Linked DNA regions of Mus musculus: region 1 is linked to region 2. Evidence: chromatin contacts called from ENCODE Hi-C or POLR2A ChIA-PET data. All regions are on one chromosome and are shown on one strand. Each heading gives the region's core, a stretch centred on a gene start or an enhancer-like site at or near the end of the contact. The rest is flanking DNA. Distances are from core to core; before and after follow the strand shown. Region 1 holds the start of Nxn (nucleoredoxin). Region 2 overlaps Nxn (nucleoredoxin).

The links. Hi-C counts contacts between places; a loop is a spot of excess contacts on that map. ChIA-PET counts read pairs that join two places held with the same protein, here RNA polymerase II (POLR2A).
Region 1: a map of gastrocnemius shows a loop between it and region 2 (2.2-fold over the local background). The contact joins the promoter of Nxn here to the enhancer-like site in region 2. A Hi-C loop is called at or near these places in 6 of 37 maps with a recorded cell type or tissue (CH12.LX, Patski, adrenal gland and 3 more). POLR2A ChIA-PET finds 5 or more read pairs at or near these places in 4 of 5 experiments (Patski and embryonic stem cell).

The regions. Positions count from the first base shown.
Region 1 is chr11:76,394,179-76,401,173 of GRCm38, reverse strand. Nxn (nucleoredoxin) reads left to right here and starts at 2,033. Exons shown (of 8, transcript NM_008750.5): 1 at 2,033-2,473. The coding sequence starts at 2,114.
Region 2 is chr11:76,354,519-76,361,331 of GRCm38, reverse strand. All of the region lies in intron 1 of Nxn (nucleoredoxin), which reads left to right. Among named protein-coding and RNA genes, the nearest start is that of Nxn, 41 kb to the left of the region's middle. Within about 2 kb of position 2,218, at least 1 of the 3 ENCODE cell types and tissues checked has a DNase peak (open chromatin) inside an H3K27ac peak, as active enhancers do; it is gastrocnemius, where a contact is called at or near this core.

The sequences.
Region 1 (6,995 bases), core at 784-3,283, 40 kb before region 2:
ACTCCGATGGGAAGATGAAATTTTTTAAACTTTTTTTTTAATATTTATTTATTTATTATATGTAAGCACACTGTAGCTGTCTTCAGATGCACCAGAAGAGGGAGTCAGATCTCATTACAGATGGTTATGAGCCACCATGTGGTCGCTGGGATTTGAACTCAGGACCTTCTGAAGAGCAGTCGGGTGCTCTTACCCACTGAGCCATCTCTCCAGCCCCAAGATGAAACATTTTAATTCACTTTAAGAGTTTATTTTGAAGCAGAGCCTCCCTCTGCCTACAGGCTGGCCTGGAACTTAGGATCCTCTTGCTTTCACCCTCCTAACAGTTGGGATTACAGGAACGCACCATCATATCCATAAATTTAAGGCTTTAGAAACAGGATGCTAGGGTTGCTGGAGAGATGGCTCAGCTTGGTTAAGAGCTCTAGAGAATTCATGTTTGGACCTCTACATTTGTATGGGGTGTCTCACAATGCCCTGTAATACCAGATGAATACACACACACACACACACACACACACACACACACACACACGAATAAGACAATTTATTTAGTGTTTTGAAGCAGGGTGTCATTGTGTAAGCCTGGCTGTTGTAGACCAGGTTGCCCTCAAACTCACAAAGATGTGCTTCCTGGGTGCTGGGATTAAAGGCGTGAGCCACCATTTGTGGCACCAGTGTGTGAAGATTGTCTTTAACACTTTCATTGGTTCATGTGATGATATTTTACAGGCCTGAAAACTTAAACAATTTTTCTCTCTACCTTAAACACACTGAGGACTTTGGGGCATTTCTACTAGAAGTATGAGGTTATATTCTGAAATTTAAATGGTCTTGTGTCATACACTTTGTGCTCTCTGTGTGTGTGTGTTTGTGTGTGTGTGTGTGTTACAGTAGAGGAAGCCTGTGTAATTAAAGCATTCTGCTGCTTTCACTTTAATCTTTTGCATCTTATGTGTTGGTAGAGTTCTCTCTTTCATTCTTCCATTAGATGGCGGCAGATACGAAAGAAATAACCTCGAAAGCCATGAAGGATAGCCAGTGGTTGGGTTTTCCTCTTAAAATGTCACTGTTGTTAGTAGCTGAGCTGATACACATGAATGGTCCTCTTTTTTAAAAATGTGTGTATGCATGTGTATGTGTAATAGTGTACATTTTGTCCTGTGTTCGTGCCTAGGAAACTTGCCACAGATCATTTGTTTAATCAGGGTTCTTTCCTAGGCATTGGAAAGCATCTTTCAAGATGGGGTTAAAATTTTTTTTCTCTCTCAACTACTAGCAGACCTGAGATAAGCTATGAAGTCAGGAGAGCAGCCAATACTGATTTGGAAACGCTGCGCCATCTGTTGCATACATTTACGGAAATGGAAGAGAGCCATTTCCCATCGGGGAATGGTTCCAGCGACCTGTGGACTGAAATCCCACACTGTGACTTGTAATCAGCCCACAAGTATTTATGAATTCTCTCTCTTGTGCTTGGCATCAGAAACAGAGAGGTGGCGCCCGCCAGTCTACTTATAGTAACAAGCACAAAACACACACATGACTGATGAACAAGACCTGGCCTGATATAGTGACATTGGGTGGTGATGATGTTAAAACCCTACAAGTTTTATATGAGGTCTTTGGGGTTCAAAATGTCTTAAGGGTTAGTATTGGGAAGGGAGAAGGAGAGGCTGGAAAAAGAGCAAGAACCGGTGCAGAACTTCAGTGTGGAGAGGGTTTAGAAGTGAAAGGTGAGAGGAATTAAGGGGTAGGGATGCGGTTTAGCTCCTTTTGCAGCCTCGGAAAGCGCCAGTTCCGGGAGGATCGTTCTCCTGCCTTAAGTCCAGGCAATCTAGTCCTGGTGTAGAACTCGGGTCAGGTTTCTTACTTTAGCCACGTACCGGAGGCTCGCGCCAAGACGCCAGCTGCTAGGGACCTGCCTGCGCAGCGCGGGCCAGCCACGGAGGGGGCGTGGCTATGGAGGGGAGTGGCTGGGCGGCCCGGTGGGCGGGGCTCCCCTCTCAGCCTCCGCTGCCGCCGCTGCCTCCGCCCGCCGCGCGGACCAGCGAGCCGGTAGCTGTTGCGAGCCCACCCGCCCGCCCGCGTGCCGGGGCTGCGGTGGGCCAGGATGTCGGGCTTCCTGGAGGAGCTGCTGGGAGACAAGCTGGTGACGGGCGGTGGCGAGGAGGTGGACGTGCATTCGCTGGGCGCCCGCGGCATCGCGCTGCTGGGGCTCTACTTCGGGTGCAGCCTGAGCGCCCCCTGCGCGCAGCTCAGCGCCAGCCTGGCCGCCTTCTACGGTCGCCTGCGAGGGGACGCGGCGGCCGGGCCGGGGGCCGGGGCGGGGGCCGGCGCAGCCGCGGAGCCAGAGCCCCGGCACCGCCTGGAGATCGTCTTCGTGTCTTCGGACCAAGACCAGCGGCAGTGGCAGGACTTCGTGCGGGACATGCCATGGCTGGCGCTGCCCTACAAGGAGAAGCACCGGAAGGTGAGTAGCGCGGGCCCCGCGGCGCCCCCGGCCTGCAGGCGCGGTCCACGTTCTGGGAGCCAGCTGCTCGCCGCCCTCACCGGCTGTCCATAGGCCTGCCATCTCTATCTTGGCCCGCTCCCTCCTCTTGCCCCATCCAGGATCCTGTCGTGTTGAGGCGCTCGCGGCAACTCCTGGGTGCCAGTACCCAGCTGAGCCCACGCTGGGAAGTTTGACACCCCTCTGGTCCACGCGATGGGAATCGCGTAGGAGTGGCCGCTCTCTGCCCTCCCCACTCTACAACCCTTATCTTCCTCCTCTAGCCACTTGACTCCTCGCAGATACCTGTGGTGTGGGGGGTGGGGAGGGCACGAGCCCCCTTCCCATAATGCCTGCACCAGGAAGTTTCCTTTCTTTCCTAGAGAAATCTTGCCTTCCTGGGACCCCCTCCTCTGTGGCCAGGGACCCGGAGGCGGCTGCTGATCGGGGCTTTAGGAGAGAGGGGAGTTCACTCCTCTCCCCCTTTCTTCCCTTGCCCCCGCCCCGCCCCCTGGGCTGAGTTAGTGGCCACCGGGGAGCTTTTCATTGTCTGGCTGTCCAGCAATCTTCCCAGGCCCAGAACAGCCCGCGATCCTTGTACGTGCCATAGTTTGGTGGTGGGCTGACTTGGCACACTTCGAATTCGGTGCGGAACTGATCCCATCGGTGCAGATGAATGACAGCAAACGGCCCATCAGTTTGCTGATGAAATTAAGTTCGGGTTTCTGAGCGTATCTGTTGGGTGAAGACGTCTGTTTCAATAAAACCAATTCAAGACATTTTGCAATGAGTGCTAACAGGAAAAGTTTTGACGTGCCCTTGCTTAATTCGCGTGGCGAATGCAACGTATGACTCTGGCTCTTTCGTTTTCTGAGGAGCATCTTAGTTTATAGGGCACACAGGAGAAGGGCTATTCGGGGCATTTAGGTTCCTCCAGGGAGGGTGGTAACACATGCCACGTGTTCCTTTTATGTGTACAGAATCATGTTGAGACGCATGATTTAGACTTAGAGCAAAATAGGCTTATAATTTGATCCCAAAATGTCTTGAGTGTGTAAGCAATGTAAGGCACAGATGTGAGATTTAAAGTTTGAAATATAGTTTAAGAAATACAGTTGGTAAATTTAATATTGGGAAAACATCAGCCCACTAACCACACAGACGCGAGACTTTACATCTTAACTACTTTTTCAAGTTATTATGCTCCTACATGATTTATGTGTCTGCTAGGGTATGAATATGCACGACTAGTACTTTTTTTTTTTGCTTAAAAATATGGGAATCCTTTGTTTTCTTTTTGGTGGTTGTTGTGATGATCCTTTTGGGAAGGAATAATGTTCAGAAGTCATTTATTGAAAAAATATTTCATTGTCATGGCCTTTTTCTGTTGTAGACTAAAATCTGTTTAAAATAATATCCTTATTGGGCAATACAAATGATTTCTAGCTTTGGAATATATACACCAAATGGCAGAATGTTCCAGACTTATGTCCTATTGTAGTTTTTACAGAAGGGGAAATAAAATTTCTGGGCAATAAAAATAGGAAGCAAACTGAGATGTTTTAGAAATGTCTAATGTCTTTTGCCCCCAAAATAGGAGCGTGTTTGATATGACAATGGCTTCTTCTATCCTGGGTAACCCCTTTGCATGAAAGAACATGTTCTGTAGCCCTATCCTGCCCTGGCTGGTCCCACTCAGATGAACATCTGGATGACACAGGCCCAGCAGGATCTTATTTGAAAATACAGCTCAGCATGCTGGATGTGCCTAAGTCATAAGCCAGCATCTTAAACATTTATTTTCATTTTATTTATTCATTTATGTATGTATTCATTTATTTATATATTTTTGTGGTGCTAGGCATGAGATCTTTGCACATGCTAAGTAAGTGCCTTCCACTACCGAACTTCACGTCCCTGGCTTCCCAGATTTATTTTTTGTGCCATTTTCCCGAGTCTCGCCCTATAGCCCATTGGTTTCTTCAGCTCCAGAAACCCTCCTGTGAAAAAAAAAAAAAAAAGGAAAAGAAAACAAACAAACAAACAAACAAAGCCCGACGTGGTGGTGCACGCCTTTAATCCCAGCACTCGGGAGGCAGAGGCAGGTGGATTTCTGAGTTCGAGGCCAGCCTGGTCTACAAAGTGAGTTCCAGGACAGCCAGGGCTATACAGAGAAACCCTGTCTCGGGAAAGGAAAAAAAAAAAAAAAAAAACCTCCTGTGAGGGAAAGGGGCGGGCGACTTGGTGTCAGACCCAGGAATAATGTCCCGCTTTGTGGTGACATGTCAGGTAAAAAGGCCAAGTCGGTTTCTTGTAGAAAACATACTTGGGAATGGAAAAGGAAGTGTCCTCACTGTGAGAGGGGCCATTTCCCACCTTGAAACCAAAGAGGTATAAGACACATTCTCTTCTGTAACCAAGGCTTTGTCTTCTGCAGCTTGGAATCGAGATGCACAGAAATTGGTGAGTTCCCAATACCAACTCACCCCAAGAAAAGTGAAGAGAGAGGGCACCCCAGTACACGGCAGGCACCTGTGTGTGTGTGCGCGCGCGCGCGTGCACACGTGTGTTGATGGATCTGACTAGGCTGTTTCCCCAACTGTAAAAATAGATTTAAAGAAGGGCATTTGTTTTATACTGAAGGGAAACTGAAGTTCCAGATTACATTTTTTTTAAGTTCTCATTAACATTTGGTCTTTAAAAGCATTTGTGTGTTTCTTCCCATTGGGAAAACAAAGGATATGGTTCTAATTAGTTATTGGCTGGCATTTCTCTACAGAAAATTGAAAAATTATGGTGGGGAAAGAAAATGCTGTGTGGTATTTCTCTTTCTCTTCTTTTTATTAATTTCTCCTTTATATAGTAAGAAAGTCTGGGGATGACCATATATGTTCAGCCTGCATTCTTGTCTCACTCCCTCACCTCCGTTGGAGCTGTGAGAAAGCATGAGGTAAAGGGTCCTGGTGTTTCCCCCTCCTCTTTAATTCCTTATGGAACGTTGTCTTCCCTGTTTCTGTTTCTTTTAGTGGTAGGTCTAAAGTAATTGAAGCTTTTCTTCTTCCTTCCAGAACACACACATTATTATATAGCTGTATAGAAATTGTAATTAGATGATAATCAGACTTTGAGTGGATTTATGGGAGTGGCTCAGTCAGGAAGCCTGTAACCCTGAACTTAAGACGGTTGGGCTTGTTTTAATAAGTAGGCTAGTGGACGTTTTTTCAGATTTCTGTAGAGAGAGAACGTGATGAGCAGTTGGAAATTGGTGATGATTTAGACTTTCGAATTTGAGCTGTCTCTTTCGATGAATAAAAGTTCATTGTTGAAACTGGAGAATCTGGCTCCAGGATCAACTTAACGGTGTCGAGAGTGAACACCAGTTTTGGTCTTAAAGCCACAGGCCTTGGCTTTGCCTGGGTTGGGTGTCTAGTGGAGAGCGGTTGCTCATGGGTGCTTTGCCATCAGGGTGCAAACCACTGACCTCCCTCCACACAGGTGCATTGGGATTTGACTTGGTCTGTAGTGTTTTGAGGTCAGGATGGGAAAGTGTTAGGGTTGAGTGACGACTCTGGTCCAGCTCTTTGGTTACTTGTTTTGGACAGGTAAATGGAGTCTGCCTGGCTGGCAGAGTCGTAGCCTGGACTTCTCCCGAGTCACTTGGGCACTTTGGAGGTGACAAGCTCTGGTACCAAGCCAGTCTTCAAGCTCCCTGTCCTCTGGTCTTCCTCGTCCTCTGCCTTAGACTGAGAGGGAGCACTGACATGATTCTGGCCTTGCTTCTTACTCCCTTTCAAGGCAGTGAGTGCAAGATGCCAAAAAGGATGTGGCTTTGAATATTGGGGGCTCTTGCCTGCTTCCTATAGAGTCTCAACCAGTCGGGACAGGCTCTCACTGGGGACTGTGTTTCCATTTGAATGGGCTAATAAAAGGCAACAGTCCAGCAAAAGCAATCAGAGCTGTATTCTGGAGAGGCTCTTCCGTCTTTCATCATTTATAATGTGTGTTTTAATCTGATCTTCTCTGTGTAATGAAATAGTCTAGTGGCTAAAAATCGAAGTTCTTTGTTTTTTGTTTTTTTTTTTTTTGTCTGAGATCTGCCATTTTTTAGCTGTGTGTCCTGTGTAGGATACTCTGCATCTCTGTGCCGTAGGTCCCTCATTGTAAAATTGGGATAATAGCACCTGCCTCATAGGATTGTTGTAGGGTCTGTATGATATGCATACTCAATAAGCGCTGCTATCATTTATTAACAAATTGTTACAACATTGAGTAATCTGTTATTACAAACCTGTTGTGAGGGCTTTCTTCTTCCTCTTTTTCTTTCTTTCTCTTTTTTTTTGGTTTTGGTTTTGGTTTTTCAAGACAAGGTTTCTCTGTGTAACCCTGGCTGTCTTGGAACTCCCTCAGTAGACCAGACTAGCCTTGAACTCAACAGAGGTCTGCCTGCCTCTGCCTCCCCAGTGGCCACCACCTGGTGGTTCCTTTCTTAAGATCCCACTGTAGC
Region 2 (6,813 bases), core at 969-3,468:
GCAAGTTATAGAAAAAAAAAAGCCACATAAGCCATGAATTCTGAAAACCTATCTGAAGCTTCGAGGCATGATTAAAAGAAAAAAAGCTGCTCTGGTGTGTGTGTGTGTGTGTGTGTGTGTGTGTGTGTGTGTGTGTGTGTGTGTGTGTGTGTGAGTATGAGCGTGTACGTGTGTATGTGTGTGTTTGAATTTGTGAGTGTGTGAGTGTGTGTGAATGTGTGTGAATGTGTGAGTGTGTGTACATGAGTGTATGTGAGTATGAATATGAGTGAGTGTGTGTGAGTGGTGTGCATTAATTTGTACCACATGGCTGGGACAGTTAGAACACAAGTCCAGGTGTCACCCTTCCCCTTTCACTTTGTTTGAGACAGGCTCCTTTCACTCCTGCATATGGCATGCGAGTTGGCCCTTGAGTATTTAGGGATTCTGTCTCTGCCGCCCATCTTGCTGTAGGAGTGCTGAGATTACAAATGTACACTACTGAATCTGGCTTTAGGTAGGTTCTGGGACTTGAACTCAGGTCCTTATACTTGTGCAGCAAGAGCTTTAGCCACTGAACCACCTCTCCATGCTTGTACCTCATGTACAAGGTCGGCATCGGTAATATTCTTCTTGTGGCTCTTTGTGTAGTTGGAGTTAGGTATGGTGATACCTCCATTCTCCTTGCTTTTATTCTCCTTGTGTGTCTCTCTCATTTAGGTCTTTTCTTCCACAGCAATGTCCAGTCTGTCGGTTTGTAGGGCCTAGGAGATTTGGATCTCTGGGCCATGTGTGCCATGCAGAACACAGCATATCCAGTTACAGGAAGGACTTTTTCTGGAGCCAGTGCTGGACCTGGTGGTACGCTGTGCGCAGAAGCACAGAAGGGCTGCCCTTGCAGTCACTCAGCAGGTCATGGCCAGTTACAGAGCCTCAGGCAGAATGTGGCCTTTCCAAAGGAGGTGGAGAAAAAAAGATGAGAAACAAAAAGACAAAAGGCTTTGTCTCTTGTGAATTGTGTGCAAGTGCGTACGCATGTCTGTGTGTGTGTGTGTGTGTGTGTGTATGTGTGTGAGCCTCTGCCTGCGTGTGAAGGTTGGAGGACAAACTCAGGTATCTGCCACCTCCTTCCATCTTGTTTGAGACATGGTCACTCTTTTTGTTGCTCACTACTTTATGTGTCAGGCCAGCAGGACCTTTTTGAGCATTCTACTGTCTCTGCCCCATTTCATGATAGGAGTCCTGGGATTGCAGATGTGCCCTGCTTCTTTGTGGGTTCTGAGGAAATCCGGTCCAAGGCAAATACTTTACCCTACCTCCCCAGTCCTTGACATTTATTTTGTGTAAATAAGATTGCTTTAGCTAATCCCCCCAATGACAAATGTTCATACAGTGTTGACACTCAAATGTGTGACTTCTGTCATTAGCTGAATTTGAGTGACATGCTGATGATGCGGGGGTGGGGGGGTGATGGTGGTGGCAGACTCTAGTCATCCATTGGAGAGCAACAGATGTAAGCTAGAGAGACACATGGTGGCCTGGTTTTATCTGTGTGGGTTCGAAGGCTGTAGCTGGCGTGGAGTAGAGAGTGGCTTTGTTTAGACAGATTACCACAGTCGGTACCCAGCTGGGTCTCTGTCCCTCAGCTCCTTTAGACAGAGCTCTTTTTGTAGCTGCTCAATAAACCCAGCAAATGAACTTTAGGGTAGCTCTCCTGTGGAGGGGCTTAATCCCTGCAGCAAACCTGGAGCTGCCGTTTCCCTGTAATTCCCATGACCTCAAATCCTGCTTCTGCGTCTTTCCAAGCTTCCTGGGCCCATCCATATCTTATACCCTGACCTGACTTCATGGCTTCCTATTCCCCAGAGTAGCCCTTTCATGGACTTCTTTGCTGGTTGTCCCACCACAAGTGGCCCTGGCTTGGCACTGTCATAATCCAGTGGTACCTCCACACCCCAGTTGTCTGACCATAAGTAGCCTTTGGTTGGTGCTGTCATGATCTCGTGGTACCCCCAAGCCCCACGTTTCAGGATTTTTAAGCTCAGAGGATTCTGGTTTCTCCACAGACCGCACAGTACAGACGAGGTGGTAACTTTTACAAGAGATCCGCAGAAGCTTGGGAATTGGTGTGGAGTCCTGTGGTGGTTTTAAAAAACACAGCAAGAAACGACGTAATGATGAGTGACAGCCAGCAGCGATGCTGTCCAACTCTGGAGCTGGGCTAGAAGACTCTTCTGACTTGGACTGGAAGTTGGCCAGCTGTGGGATTTTATTGATCATAAGTTGCTAATTCAAAGGCTTTTGCAGCCCTGACCCCTGGTTTTCTTCTTACTGCACTTCCTACATTTCCCGGAGCCTGCATTTATGACTTTTATCATCATAAAGTTCAAAATGAAATACCTACTTAAAAATTAATTGAAGCTTGCGAACACCACGTCATTTGTTAACGTGCATAGTGAGGCATGCTCGCAGACCCCCCTCCCCATCTCCTCCATCTGTTTATTTTGCGATTAATAAAAGGCAAAGCATGTTTGTGCTTGAGGCCGAAGATCTTGGCTGCCTGTGTCGGAATCTGTGAATTTAGTCCAAATTGATAATGTCCTGGTATTTGTGGAGGCTTTTATTTATTTATTTTAGAAAAGGCTGCTTAAATGAAGGCTTTTTTTTTTTTTTTTCTGAAGCTGACCACATAGAGTTCAGGATAAACAGCTTTCTAGAAAGAGGTTTCTGAATAATAGGGATGTGGATTTACCGTAGGGGTCTTGAGTGAGTTTTCAAGGCATTGTTTTAAGTTGGTGGGAGGCCCAGATGAAAGAGGAATTTCATGATAAGCCCCTCTTTGAGTCATTTCTTGTAGCAGGGAGGCAGTGGGATGCTGGGGTTTGCTCTCGGTCCTCATGCAAGAAGCTTGTGCTGGCAGAAGAGGTACAGAGGGCTGCCTTGCCCTGCCCTGCGCTAGGCAGTACAGCCCTCATCTGGGCTGGGGTTTTAGAAATAGTCCTGCCGTGAACCTCACACTAGGAAATCAGTCTTTCCCTCCCCTGCCTTCTCTCTGTGCCTATGACTCAGTGAGTGTCAGGTCTTCCTCCCTCTTTCCTTTGTGCCTTGTCCCCCTTCTATGAACAGTCATTTAATTTATTCCTTGCTGCTTATCATTTTAATAATCAGACTTTTCTCCCTGGGCCAGGCTCTTCTCCAGAGGCCTTGCCCTGCCTCTGTCTTACAATAGATATTCACCAACAAGTAAGTGCTGGCTTCCGTGACAGCAAACACAGATCCGGAGCTGTTAGGGTCAGACTCTGCTCCTGGGAGCCCTAACATGCTAGGCTCACCGCTGTCCCTCAGTGTGCCAATCAGGGGGTCAAGTAACATCGAGAGGCAGAGAAAGGAGATTGATCCGCTGTGGCCACATTGGGGAGAAGAACAAATAAAGGGGTTCAGGGACCCTCAAGTCCATCTTTGGGGCCTTGACAAGAGAGCTAAGTGTTCAAACAGAGGACAAGAGGAACGCATTGTGAAGCGGTCAAGGCGTGGTTCCATCCATTACAGTCTGGGCCCGAGTGTCTCCTGCAAGGTGATCTGGTGTTATCAGAACTTTGAACCTTTTTTCCTGAGACACAGTTTCCGGACGTTACTAACACTAGGCTCGGCCTTTTCATTCTCTCAGCTTGAGATTCTTGGGAAAATTCCAGTCTCCTTGGGACCATTGTTTCAGTAGTGTGATACCAGAGGGAGCGGTGGCGGCGGCGGCACAGTGTCCCTGCCAGGACCGGCATACCTGGGGTTCCAGACACTACTTGGTCTTGAAGATTGAACTGAGCTGGTTAAGCAAGAGACCCTGGCTCTTCTCCTGCTTCTCCTTACAGTCTTAACTATTTCCTGTCAGTGGCAAGACCGCGTTTACTGTGTGCTAAGAAATGTTATCATCTTTAAAAAGGTAAGCCAGCTTGCCCTGGCCCTCTCAAGCACTGGGAGCCTAAGGCGGTGGATCGTGAATTTGAGGCCAGCCTGGGATGGGAGGTGGTGGGAGACTCTTGTGGGGCGGTGGGGGAGGATGAAGGAGAATCGGAATGGATAATTCTTGTTGAGTTTCAAGTTTTTATGGAGAGATCAGGTTGTTTTTATGCACATCTGATGGCTGTATAGATGGGCAGACGGATAATGGATTGCTAGGGGTATTGGCCCACTAGATTATAGAGGTTGAAAAGGCCCCCCAAAAGCTTCAGAAACTGGTCGCTATTTATGTGGGTCCTAGAATCCAAAGACAGGGCAGCTAAAACATCCAGAGACCAGGAAAGATGAAGAGAACTTTCTTCCCCATCAGTTTGTTCTGTCAGGGCCCTTGATCAGTTGGTACCTGCTCTCCCCGAGGGTGGCTCTCTCCCGCTCAGCTTTATTATTAACTAAATTAGATTGTTTAAAAATACTTTTTTTTTTAATAGCCAGGCAGTGGCATACATCTGATGTCTCAGCCACTCTGGAGCCCGAGAGGAAGGTCACTTCAGGTCACTTCACCCCAATAGTTGAGCATCACTGTGAGCATTTCACTGAGACCCTGTCATAAAGCAGACACGCCCGTGTGATGGTGTGCGCCCAGGGGCCTTGTCACGGTGGGGTCCTGACCCTGAGTCCCAGGCCACACAAAAATAGAATGCCCCTTTACCTCAAAACCCAAACCCCAAAACCAACAACCAAACCAACAGGCAAACAAAGCATTCTTAATCTGTTTGGAAGCCTCATCAAGAAGAGAGACAGGAGCCGGGTGTGGTGGTGCACGCCTTTAATCCCAGCACTCGGGAGGCAGAGGCAGGTGGATTTCTGAGTTCGAGACCAGCCTGGTCTACAAAGTGAGTTCCAGGACAGCCAGGGCTATACAGAGAAACCCTGTCTCGAAAAACGGAAAAAAAAAAAAAAAGAAGAAGAAGAGAGACAGGAGAGGTGGCTGAAAAGTCCATCCGCCTCTGTGGCACTGGGAAGGGCTCCGAAAGCCTGCTTGCACCAGCAGCACCAACTGCTGAGAATCTAATAAGACTGCAAAGTCTTGGACCCCAGCCCAGCCCACCTTCCCTTCCGAGTCAGGATCTCTGGGTTGGCACCCTGACAGACCCTCCAGGCTTCTCTTCGACCCTCGGTGCTGGGTTGGGGGTAGGACTCAGGCACCCCAGGCGAAGCGCTCTGCCACTGAGCAGCAGCCCCAGCTCCTCTAGGTGACTCTGGTACAGATCCAGCCTGAGAAGAACAGACAGGCCTCGAGCGAAATAGAAAAGGAACAGTTTCCCACACCAGTATCATGTTCTGATGTGCTAAAAGTCTCGGACCCTTCTAAGAACACGCAAACTTAAAAGAAAAAAAAAAAAGAACATGCAAACTTAGGGTCAGTGAAATGGCTCATGACCGCCTGAGTTTGATCCCTGAGACCCATAAGGTGGAAGGAGAGACTCCCCACAGTTATCCTTTGACCTCTACCCATAACACCCTGGCGTGTGTACCCACACTTACCTGCACATATGCCCATGCGCACCCATACAAATATAAATTTAAAAGAATTAAAAAATATATAAATTTAAAAGAATATCTAGAACAGTTACTCTGGGGTTAGGACCAGAGAGAATTGCAACCCCTCCCCTATGCAAGTGCTGAGCGGGGCCAGCAGAAGGGGAAGAGACTTGTGGGAGGAACCCATTTGCCATAGCCAGGTGGGGCAGTGAGTGGGTGAGGGTGACCCTTGGCCAAGCAGCTGAGTGGCAGGGAGCGTCCAGCTGTGGCTGACTTCTCACAGGTCACGTGCTATTATCAGGAAACAAGAAGCCCTTTGCTTGTGGCCTCTGACAACGTTCAGCGTGGCTTTCAGATGTCCTCTGGCCATTTCTAACCTAAAATAGATAAGTAGGGGCAGGGAAGCCGTACCTTGCCTCCTGTGTATGCTGGTGGTGGGTACCGAGGTCTTCAGCAAGACATGCCTCGCAACCCCACCCCTGCTTCCATTCGGAACTGACCAAGAGGATCAGCCTCATGTTGGGTGGCAGCCTCAGAAAAGGTAGAGGCCATCACACAACTGCCACGGACTACTTAGCCGAGATGGTGACCAGACAGTCTGAGGCCTCAACACAGTTTGCAGAGCCACTGAGCATAATTGTCAGGCGAAGTGAAATTTACCACACCCACCCTTGTACAGCCAATTACTCTGTTATTAGCAGAGGCCCCGAAGAACATCGAAGTACCTAGTGTCTTAGTGGGAACAGCTGCTGTCACTAATGACTTATAATATAACGCGTGTTTTCCTTCTTAGGTAACACATTCCCCACGTTTATTACCAGCTCCATGAAATAGCTGAGCAGTGTTAGGAATTACAGTGTCCTGATCTGTAGACGGACCGCTGATAGCATACCCAATAAGGAAAGAGGATTAAAGCCTGAAGTTCCAGAAACTGACTTGAAACTGGACTTTCCAAGAGAGCAGGTAGAATGTTTGTCTCTCTTCCTCAAGTGCTTACCATACAGGAGAGAAAGCAAAATGAAAAATACAGACTGGGGTCCGTGCTGGAGCTGAAAAGAAAATAACTATAGAGATGTCCCTGCCGAGGGACCTCCCAGAGTGCTAGAGAGGATTTTGTGGTGCTCACACGGACCTGTTTGTTCAGCTGTAGAGGGCACGCTCCCCAGGTGGTAGGAAGGACCCTGTATTGGGTTCCCTGAGGAGCAGCTTGCTGGCCAGGGCGCCTTCTGGAGAGCCCGGTGAAGAGAAAGGAAACTTGGTGAGATGGAGTGGTGCCTGCCACAGACGGCTTCACGAGAGTTTGATGGCAAAAGTGTTTAAGAAAGACGAGAGCCATGG